Regions from separate parts of the Homo sapiens genome. Here region 1 is linked to region 2. Evidence: read pairs that join two places in POLR2A ChIA-PET (ENCODE). Cell type or tissue: endothelial cell of umbilical vein. All regions are shown on one strand. Each heading gives the region's core, and the rest is flanking DNA. Links, peaks and the distances in the headings are about the cores only. Region 1 overlaps PIGU (phosphatidylinositol glycan anchor biosynthesis class U). Region 2 overlaps ITCH (itchy E3 ubiquitin protein ligase).

The links. Peaks named below come from ENCODE experiments on the same cell type or tissue, not always from the same donor. Only the 100,000 strongest peaks of a DNase experiment are listed, where the experiment ranks them.
Region 1: POLR2A ChIA-PET joins it to region 2 with 7 read pairs; 2 of 35 experiments call an interaction of 5 or more read pairs at or near these places.

The regions. Positions count from the first base shown.
Region 1 is chr20:34,595,284-34,599,681 of GRCh38, reverse strand. The region is part of intron 7 of PIGU (phosphatidylinositol glycan anchor biosynthesis class U); the gene reads left to right. Among named protein-coding and RNA genes, the nearest start is that of MAP1LC3A, 39 kb to the right of the region's middle. In endothelial cell of umbilical vein, for the core only: no CTCF peak of the experiment used is centred there; no DNase peak of the experiment used is centred there.
Region 2 is chr20:34,403,477-34,407,874 of GRCh38, reverse strand. The region is part of intron 3 of ITCH (itchy E3 ubiquitin protein ligase); the gene reads right to left. Among named protein-coding and RNA genes, the nearest start is that of ITCH, 42 kb to the right of the region's middle. In endothelial cell of umbilical vein, for the core only: no CTCF peak of the experiment used is centred there; a DNase peak (open chromatin) is centred at 2,294; H3K27ac peaks cover 517 bases.

The sequences.
Region 1 (4,398 bases), core at 259-4,258, 190 kb before region 2:
TTCATAGACCATCTGATAGTATATATTTGCCAGTTAGTTTCAGCCTCAACTTCAGGGGAATGTGAATTACATTAATGAAGCATCCACATTCCATGATGTCACCTAGCTTTACATCTTCAAGGGTGCACTCTCCAGGGGCTGCCATCAGTGCAGCACTCTCTATAGTTTGATCAACACCTTTACTAGTTAGCATAGTGACTGTCAGAAACAGCTTGGATTTTTTTGTTTTTTTGAGACGGGGGTCTCTGTTGCCCAGGCTGGAGCGTAATGGCACGATCTTAGCTCACTGCAACCTCTGCTTCCTAGGCTTAAGCAATCCTCCTGTCTCAGCCTCCCGAGTAGCTGGGACTACAGGCGCGTGCCACCATGCCTTGCTAATTTTTGTATTTTTTGTAGAGACAGGGTTTTGCCATGTTGCCCAGGCTGGTCTCAAGCTCCTGGATTCAAGTGATCTACTCACCTTGGCCTCCCAAAGTGCTGGGATTACAGGCATGGCCCACTGCACCTGGCCAATTTTTACTGGTGAGATTAGTGTCTTACTGATTAACAAAATGAGTATTAGAAGTAGGCGCTCATTAGTGAAATTGAAGTATTCAAAAGCAGAATTGGGCCAGATGTGGTGGCTTATGAGCTACAGAGCAAGACCCTATCTCTGCAAAAAATGAAAAAATTAGCCAGGCATGGTAGCATGTGCCTGTAGTTCCAGCTACTCGGGAGTCTGAGGTAGGAGGATTATTTGGGCCCAGGAGTTAGGGCCCAAATAATGCAGTGAACTATGATCCTGTCACTGCACCAGCCTGGGCAACAAAGCGAGACCCTGAAATATTCCTATGCTTGCATGAAGAAGGAATATGAATCTAGCAGGGCCTGTAACTTCTTCCCTTGGAGATGGCGCCTGAGGCGTAATTCCTTAATGATCCTTTGGCCTTTGGTTAGGATTTCTGGTTGCCTGATGTGACTCCAAGGGCAACAGAACCCTGCCTCTGGGATATTGTCAGTTCTATTATGAGTGAACCTTTTTCATAAGTGGTGGTTGGAATAACTAGAGGCAGAAAGAGCTGGGACAGCATGGAGCTTCTAGAATAGTTTGTGTGAACTGCTTTGGGCCTGGCTCACTAAGGAATATCTGTTTAATAGATGTCTTTAGGTGTGCTAGAATTTGGTCTGGAACTTGCTTTCTTTGTCACAAGATTGTAAAAGAGGTGCTAACACTCACCACCTGAAACATTTTTCTCAACTGTTAAAGAGCCTATGAGATGTATATTACCAAAATGGCTTAGCTCCTCCTTGACTTGGCTGTTCTCTACCTCTCTATGCTTATCTTATACCACTTACCCCTCACTCCTAAATCTCAAACCACACAGACCTTCTCTGTTCCTCCAGTGTGGCAAGTTCCATCCCACCTCAGGTCCCATACCCATGATGTCCCATCTGTCTTGAATGCCCTTGTGCTTTATAATATTTGCATAGTTTAAAACATAATAAAGCAACACTGTGTTCCACTACCCTGCTTAAGTAATGTAACATTTCTAGTCCTTTAGAAGCCCTGTACGTCCTCCTTCTACACTGCACTCCTTCCCTCTACCTCAGAGGTTATGACTACCCTGAATTTGTTATTATTTATATATTTTTAAAAATATATAGTGATGGGGTTTCATCATGTTGCCCAGGCTGGTCTCGAGCTCCTGGGCTCAGGTGATCCACCACCTCAGCCTCCCATATTGCTGGGATTACAGGCATGAGCCACCATGCCCGGCCTACCGTGAATTTTTTGTTAATCATTCTTTGGCTTTTCTTGAAAGTGTTACCACATATGTATGGCTTGCTAAACAGTGTATTAAATCTTACATTTTCCCAACATTCTGTAATGAAAAATTTCAAAGAAAAAACAAATACGAACACTCATATACCTATAACCTACATTCCTCCATTAATATTTTACCATACTTGCTTTATCACATATCCATCTATCCATCAGTCAGTCTTATTTTTCATACATTTTGAAGTAAATTGCAGATGTCATACATATCCTTGTAAATAATTCAGCATAAGCATCAACTGGAGTTCATTATTTATTTACACTCTTTTTCATTTTAGGTAGAATTTACATACCATGAAGTGCATGAATCTTAATACAAATACCTGTGTAACCCAAACTCCTCTCAAAATACAGAAAGTATCTTCGGGTCCTTTCCCCATCAATTCCCACTCCTATTTCCTCAGACACAACTGTTCTGAATATTGTTTTAACCATAGATTAGTTTGGCCTATTCTAAAACATCATATAAATGGAATGAAATAATAGGATTATTTTGTATAAGGCTTCCTTCAACCAGCTTGTTTTTGAGATTTATCCATGTTATTGCATGTATTCTTTTTTATTGCTGGGTGTTTTTTGTGTGTGCAGCGTTTTGTTTACCCATTCTCCTATTGGTAGAAACTTGGGCCCATTTCCAGTTTTTGTCTGTTACAAATAGACTACTATGAACATTCTGGTACAAGTTTTTTTGTGGACTTAACATTTTTGTTTCTCTTGAGCAGTACCTAGCAGAATTTTTGGGACATTGGGCAAGTGTACGTTTAGCTTTGCTAGAATCCACTAGACAGTTTTTCAAAGTTTTTGCACCATTTTACAACCCCCCCAACCAAATATGACAGTCTAGTTGCCACACATCTTCACTAACATTTGATGGTATCGATCTTTTTAATGTTGGCAATTCTAGTGGTATATCTTCGTGAAGTTCTGCTTGTCTTTTGTTTATTTTGCTTTGTTTTTGAGAATTCAAACTTGTATTTGACTAATAAGATATCTTTAAAATTTAGAAAATAACAATTGACACAGCTAGAAGAAATTGATAAATCAGCCATCGTAATTAGTTTTAACAAATCTCTCAAAGTAAGATTAAACAGCCAAAATATTTAATAACTATGTAAACGATTTGAACATCACAATAACAAGCTTGATTTAATGAAGATTAGAGGCAAGGCAAAGGGCTGATTTTTTTTTATACTGGCCTTGTAGAACGCTCTAATTTTTTAAATTGCTTGTTTATTTTTTTAACCAACCATGTAACAGATGGTTTTATCTCCATTTTTAAAAGTTTTTTATTTTGAATTAATTTTAGACCTACGGAAAAGTTGCAAAAATAGTACAGAGTTTCTTGTATCCCTCACTCCACTTCCGCTAATGTTAACATTTTATATAACCATATACAGTTATCAAGAACAAATAAATTGATATTTATGCAGCATTATTAACTAAACGACAGACCTTATTAGAATTTTGCATTTTCTACTGAGGCTATTTTTGTTTGTTTCAGGATCATATTTAGGTCCCACATTGCATTTGGTGGTTTTATCTCCTTAGTCTGTCCTAGTCTGAGACAGTTCTTCAGTCTTCTCTTGTCATTCATGACTTGTGAAGTTATTTTTGTGAAATGTACCTCAGTTTAGATTGTCATAGTTTTCTCATGACTGGACTGAATTTACATGTTTTTGGCAAAAATGCATATTGTGTCCTCAGTGCACTGTACCGAGGGGTTCATGATATTGCCATATCTTCTCAATGCTAATGTTTACCTTGATCACTTGGTGACGTTAGTGTCTGCCAGGTTTCTCCACTGTAACTTTTTTTGTTTTGTTTTGTTTTTGAGACAGGGTCTCGCTCCATCGCCCGACTGGGCTCAAGCAGTCCTCTTGCCTCAGCCTGCCAAGTAGCTTGGATTACAGGCGAGCACTACCACGCCCAGCTAATTTTTGTATTTTTAGTTGGCCAGGCTGGTATTGAACTCCTGACTTCAAGTGATCCACCCACCTTGGCCTCCCAAAGTGCTGGGATTAAGGCATGAGCCACTGTGCCTGGCCTGTTTTTCATAATTACTTAGATTAGTTCTTTTCTTGCGCCATGTAACCCTTCAGTGTGGTTGTGTTTTTAATTTGTAATATAGTTAGTTTCATTTGTTAGGGTTTATATTCATTTTGGATTCTCCCCACATATTGGTTGATTTTAATTGTTTATTTGAGGAGGGGGTAAGTGAAGGGAATGTAAAATATTACTGTGGTTCTAAGAGTCAGCTGTACAAAAAGAGCAGTATTACTCTGTCATCATTCCTGCTATCCTGTTCTTCTAGTCCCTCCCCTCTCACCCTAGGTAATTACAGTCTTCCCTCGGTATTTGTGGTGGATTGGTTCCAGGACCTCCTGCAGGTACCAAAATCTCAGGATGTACAAGTCCCTAATACAAAATGGCATAGTATTTGCATATAACCTAGGCATATCCTCTCCTATGCTTTAAGTCATCTCCAGATTACTTGTAATACTTCATACAATGTAAATAGTTCTTATACTGTATTGTTCAGGGAATAATGAAAGAAAAACATCTCTACATGTTCAGTACAG
Region 2 (4,398 bases), core at 169-4,168:
TAAAGAAAAGGATCTGGCTTTCAAGGAGATTATATTCTAATTAAAGTATTTATGATGAAAAACAGGCTGATGTGACAGAAAATGACTTGGTAGTAAGGAAGGCCTTTGAGAAGACTTTTAAGCAACCATCCAAATGACAAGGAGCCAGCCATGGGAAGACTGGAGGTGGGAATAAGACAGCATTCCAGAGAGAGGCAAATGAGTATGGCATATCTGAGGGAAAGTATAGCAAGCACAGGAAGGAATGGTAAATGAAGGGAGATAAGCTTTGTATGGGAGCTTTATAAACCAAGATAAAGAATCTGCAGCTGGGCGCAGCGGCTCACATCTGTAATCCCAGCACTTTGGGAGACTGAGGCGGGTGGATCACCTGAGGTCATGAGTTTAAGACCAGCCTGGCCAACATGGCGAAACCTCGTCTCTACTAAAAAATTTCAAAACTTAGCCAGGTGTGGTGGCAGGCGCCTGTAATCCCAGCTACTCAGGAGGCTGAGGCAGGAGAATTGCTTGAACCCGGGAGGTGGAGGTTGCAGTGAGCCGAGATTATGCCACTGCACTCCAGCCTGGGCGACAGAGTGAGCCTACGTATCAAAAATAATAATAATAATGATAATTTAGATTTTATTCTGTGTGTTGGAAAGCCAATGGAAGAATAAGAACTACAAACTAAGATTTTTTTTTTAACATCTCATATTATCTAAGGAAGAGCTTCCTATGTTGTGCATCTTGAGATACAAACTCCTTAGCCTTCACCTTTTAGTTACCTTTGCCATAAAATAGCTTTGTCCAGGCCCCTTACAGGGTATAACAAGTAGAAATCTAGCAAAGCACCCCATGATTTCCATAGGTGGCAAGTCATTGCTCCCTCATAGATGAGGTAACTACAACCAAGGAAGTACCCACCACCCAGGTTATCTACTCCACCACCCAGGTTATCTACTGTAGCAGCAAAGTTCAGAGAATGCTAATGCTCATCAAAGTTAAGGAACCCTTGGAGTTGTCAGAGGAGTTTATATAGTAACTACTTAAGAAGCTTAATATAGCCGGGTGCGGTGGCTCACGCCTGTAATCCCAGCACTTTGGGAGACTGAGACGGGCGGATCACGAGGTCAGGAGATCGAGACCATCCTGGCTAACATGGTGAAACCCTGTCTCTACTAAAAATACAAAAAATTAGCCGGGCGTGGTGGCGAGCGCCTGTAGTCCCAGCTACTCGGGAGGCTGAGGCAGGAGAATGGTGTGAACCTGGGAGGCGGAGATTGCAGTGAGCCGCGATTGCGCCACTGCACTCCAGCCTGGGTGACAGAGCAAGACTCCATCTCGAAAAAAAAAAAAAAAAGAAGCAGCAGCTTAATATATAGTCCAAAGTCTGGATATCTAAGCAGGCATAGTCCCAGGTGGTGGCCCTGAAACTCTGACTTTACATATATCAAATACTTCCATCCTTTTAGGCTTATGTGCCTTTTTGCTGGCATTCAAGCTAGCCACAGAATGACTGACTGAAGAAAAAGAAGAGTTGCAAGAGAAGGCTAGACAAATAGACAAGATCAAGCATGGTGGTTCACACTTGTAATCCCAGCACTTTGGGAGGCTGAGGCAGGAAGATCACTTGAGGCCCAGGAGTTTGAACAAAGCCTGGTCAACATAGTGAGACCCCCGTCTCTACAAAAGATAATTTTAAAAATTAGCCAGGCATGATGGCGTGCACCTGTAGTCCCAGCTGCTGGGGGGAGGCTGAGGCAGGAGGATCGCTTAAGCCTGGGAGGTCAAGGCTGCAGTGAGCTGTGATTGCACCACTGCAATCCAGCCTGGGCAACAGAGCAAAACTGTCTTTTAAAAAAAAAAAAAAATTGTTTCAGATGCCAGATGCTGAGACATCTAAGTGGAAACATGAAATAGAAAGTCTTTTTCAGAATAAAAAATATTCAAGTGGGGACCAGAGCTATCTCTGATTAAAATGTAATAGGCCGGGCACGTAATACCAGCACTTTGGGAGACCCAGGCGGGAGGATCACTTGAGCCCAGGAGTTTAAGACCAGCCTGGACAACACAGTGAGACCTCATCTCTATTAAAAAATAAAAAATAAAAAAAAAGTACTATTAAATCAAAGCTCTAGTGCTTAATATAGAGCCAAATTTAATCACAGGATTACACAGAAAAACATAAAATTTCTACTTTTAATACATTTCTGGTCTAAGAAAAGGTGAAATAGCCCAAACAATTATACATACACTCATTATATTTCAGGGCCTCTTGTGGCACTCTGAAACTGATTAAACCTAGAACAAAGAGCAACGCAAGGCTGACAGGAAGGAAATGATCTGCCCCTGTTGGGGCTTTCTAGGATTCAAACTTTTTTTTTTTTTTGAGATAGGAGTTTCGCTCTTGTTGCCCAGGCTAGAGTGCAATGGCACAATCTTAGCTCATTGCAACCTCCGCCTGCCGGGTTCAAGCGATTCTCCTGCCTCAGCCTCCCAAGCAGCTGGGGTTATAGGCACGCGCCGCCACACCCAGCTAATGTTTGTATTTTTAGTAGAAACGGGGTTTCACCATGTTGGTCAGGCTGGTGTCAAACTCCTGACCTCAGGTGATCCACTTGCCTCGGCCCCTCAAAGTGTTGGAATTACAGGCGTGAGCCACTGTGCCCAGCTGGATTCAAATTTGTGAAAGCAATTTTGCTACATAATCCTACCAAACCCCACTGAAACCTTTTTTTTTTTTTTTTTTTTTTTGAGACAGGGTCTGGTTCTGTCACCCAGGCTGGAGAATAGTGGCACAATCTCAGGTCACTGCAACCACCTCTACCTCCTGGGCTCAAGCCATCCTCCCATCTCAGCCTCCCAAGTGGCTGGGACTACAGGTGCGTGCCACCACATCCAGGAAATTTTTGTATTTTTTTTCTGGTAGAGACAAGCTTTTGACATGTTGCCCAAGTTGGTCTTGTACTCCTGGGCTCAAGAGATCCACTTACCTAGGCCTACCAAAGTGGTGGAATTACAGGCATGAGCCACCAGGCCTGGCCTAACAAACTTTACATGGGGGTGGAGGAGCACCAATTTTAGTATTTACCATGTGCCTGCACGTAAATGTCATTTCAATATCAATACCTATTCTGCGAAACAGGTATTACTGTCCTAATTTTTACACATAAAAAGAGAAGCGGCCGAACGTGGTGGCTCACACCTGTAATCCCAGCACTTTGGAAGTCTCAGTCAAAAGGATCAACGGGGGTCAGGAGCCAGCTTGACAAACATGGTGAAACCCTGTCTCTACTAAAAATACAAAAATTAGCCAGACATGGTGGCAGGCGCCTGTAATCCCAGCTACTCAGGAGGCTGAGGCAGGAGAATCACTGCAACCCGGGAGGCAGAGGTTGTAGTGAGCTGAGATCATGCCATTGCACTCCAGCCTGGGTGACAAGGGTGAAACTCCATCTCAAAAAAAAAAAAAAAAAAAAAGACAGAAGCTCTGTGAAATTTAAAAATTTGCCCAAGGGTCACACTGCAAAACCTGGACAGGAGAAATTATTTCAGTATTCAAATCTCAAAGTCTAGATTGAACAAAACCTTGTGTTATAGTCATAATATTACAAATATAAAATAAATCAATGTACTACTTTCTGAAAACTAAAGTCCCACAGTAAATTAAACAAAAAAATAAAAAACTATACATTATAAACCGGAAGAAAAAGGACCAGAAAAATGTCAGTCTCATCTGACACCTGGGCTACTATGAGAGGCCTCTAAACAACTGTTTTTACTCTCACTTCTCCAATCCAACCCCTCACAGCCACCAGAATTATTTTCCTAGAATAGATGTGATCATGTCATTAATGTCATTACTTAAATGATTCTTTATTGCCTGAAAAATGAAGTTTAAACTCTTATGGGGCATTTTACCTTGCTTAGTATGCAGCTATAACTTACCCTTCCAGCCTCCTACTAAAACAAATCTTACCAAAGTTCTATATTCTAGCCACCCTTAGTTATTTGCTGTTCCTCACATGGGCCATGTACTTTCATTCCTCTAAACATGCTGCTCCCTCTACTGAGAATGATCCTTTTTTCTTTTATACCCATTAAAATTATATTTCCTGAGAGATAAACATCCCCCTTCTCTTTGATTAAAGGCTTCTTTAATCCTAAGAAGTTAAATTATTTCCACCTCCATGCTTCCAGAGTATTTCCATATTTACGTATGGCTCCGTCAGCTTTTCATTTTGTCTTACTAGTTTTTACTCATTTAACTCACCCCGTGAGCCTCTTGATTGCACAGATATAGCCAATCTTTACAATTTCTGGAGCACTCTGGGATTTAATCTGAGAGGTATTTAATATACATGTTGAACCAAATTGTTATTAGTCATGGTAGAAAACAAAAGTTTCCCTGCTTTCTAG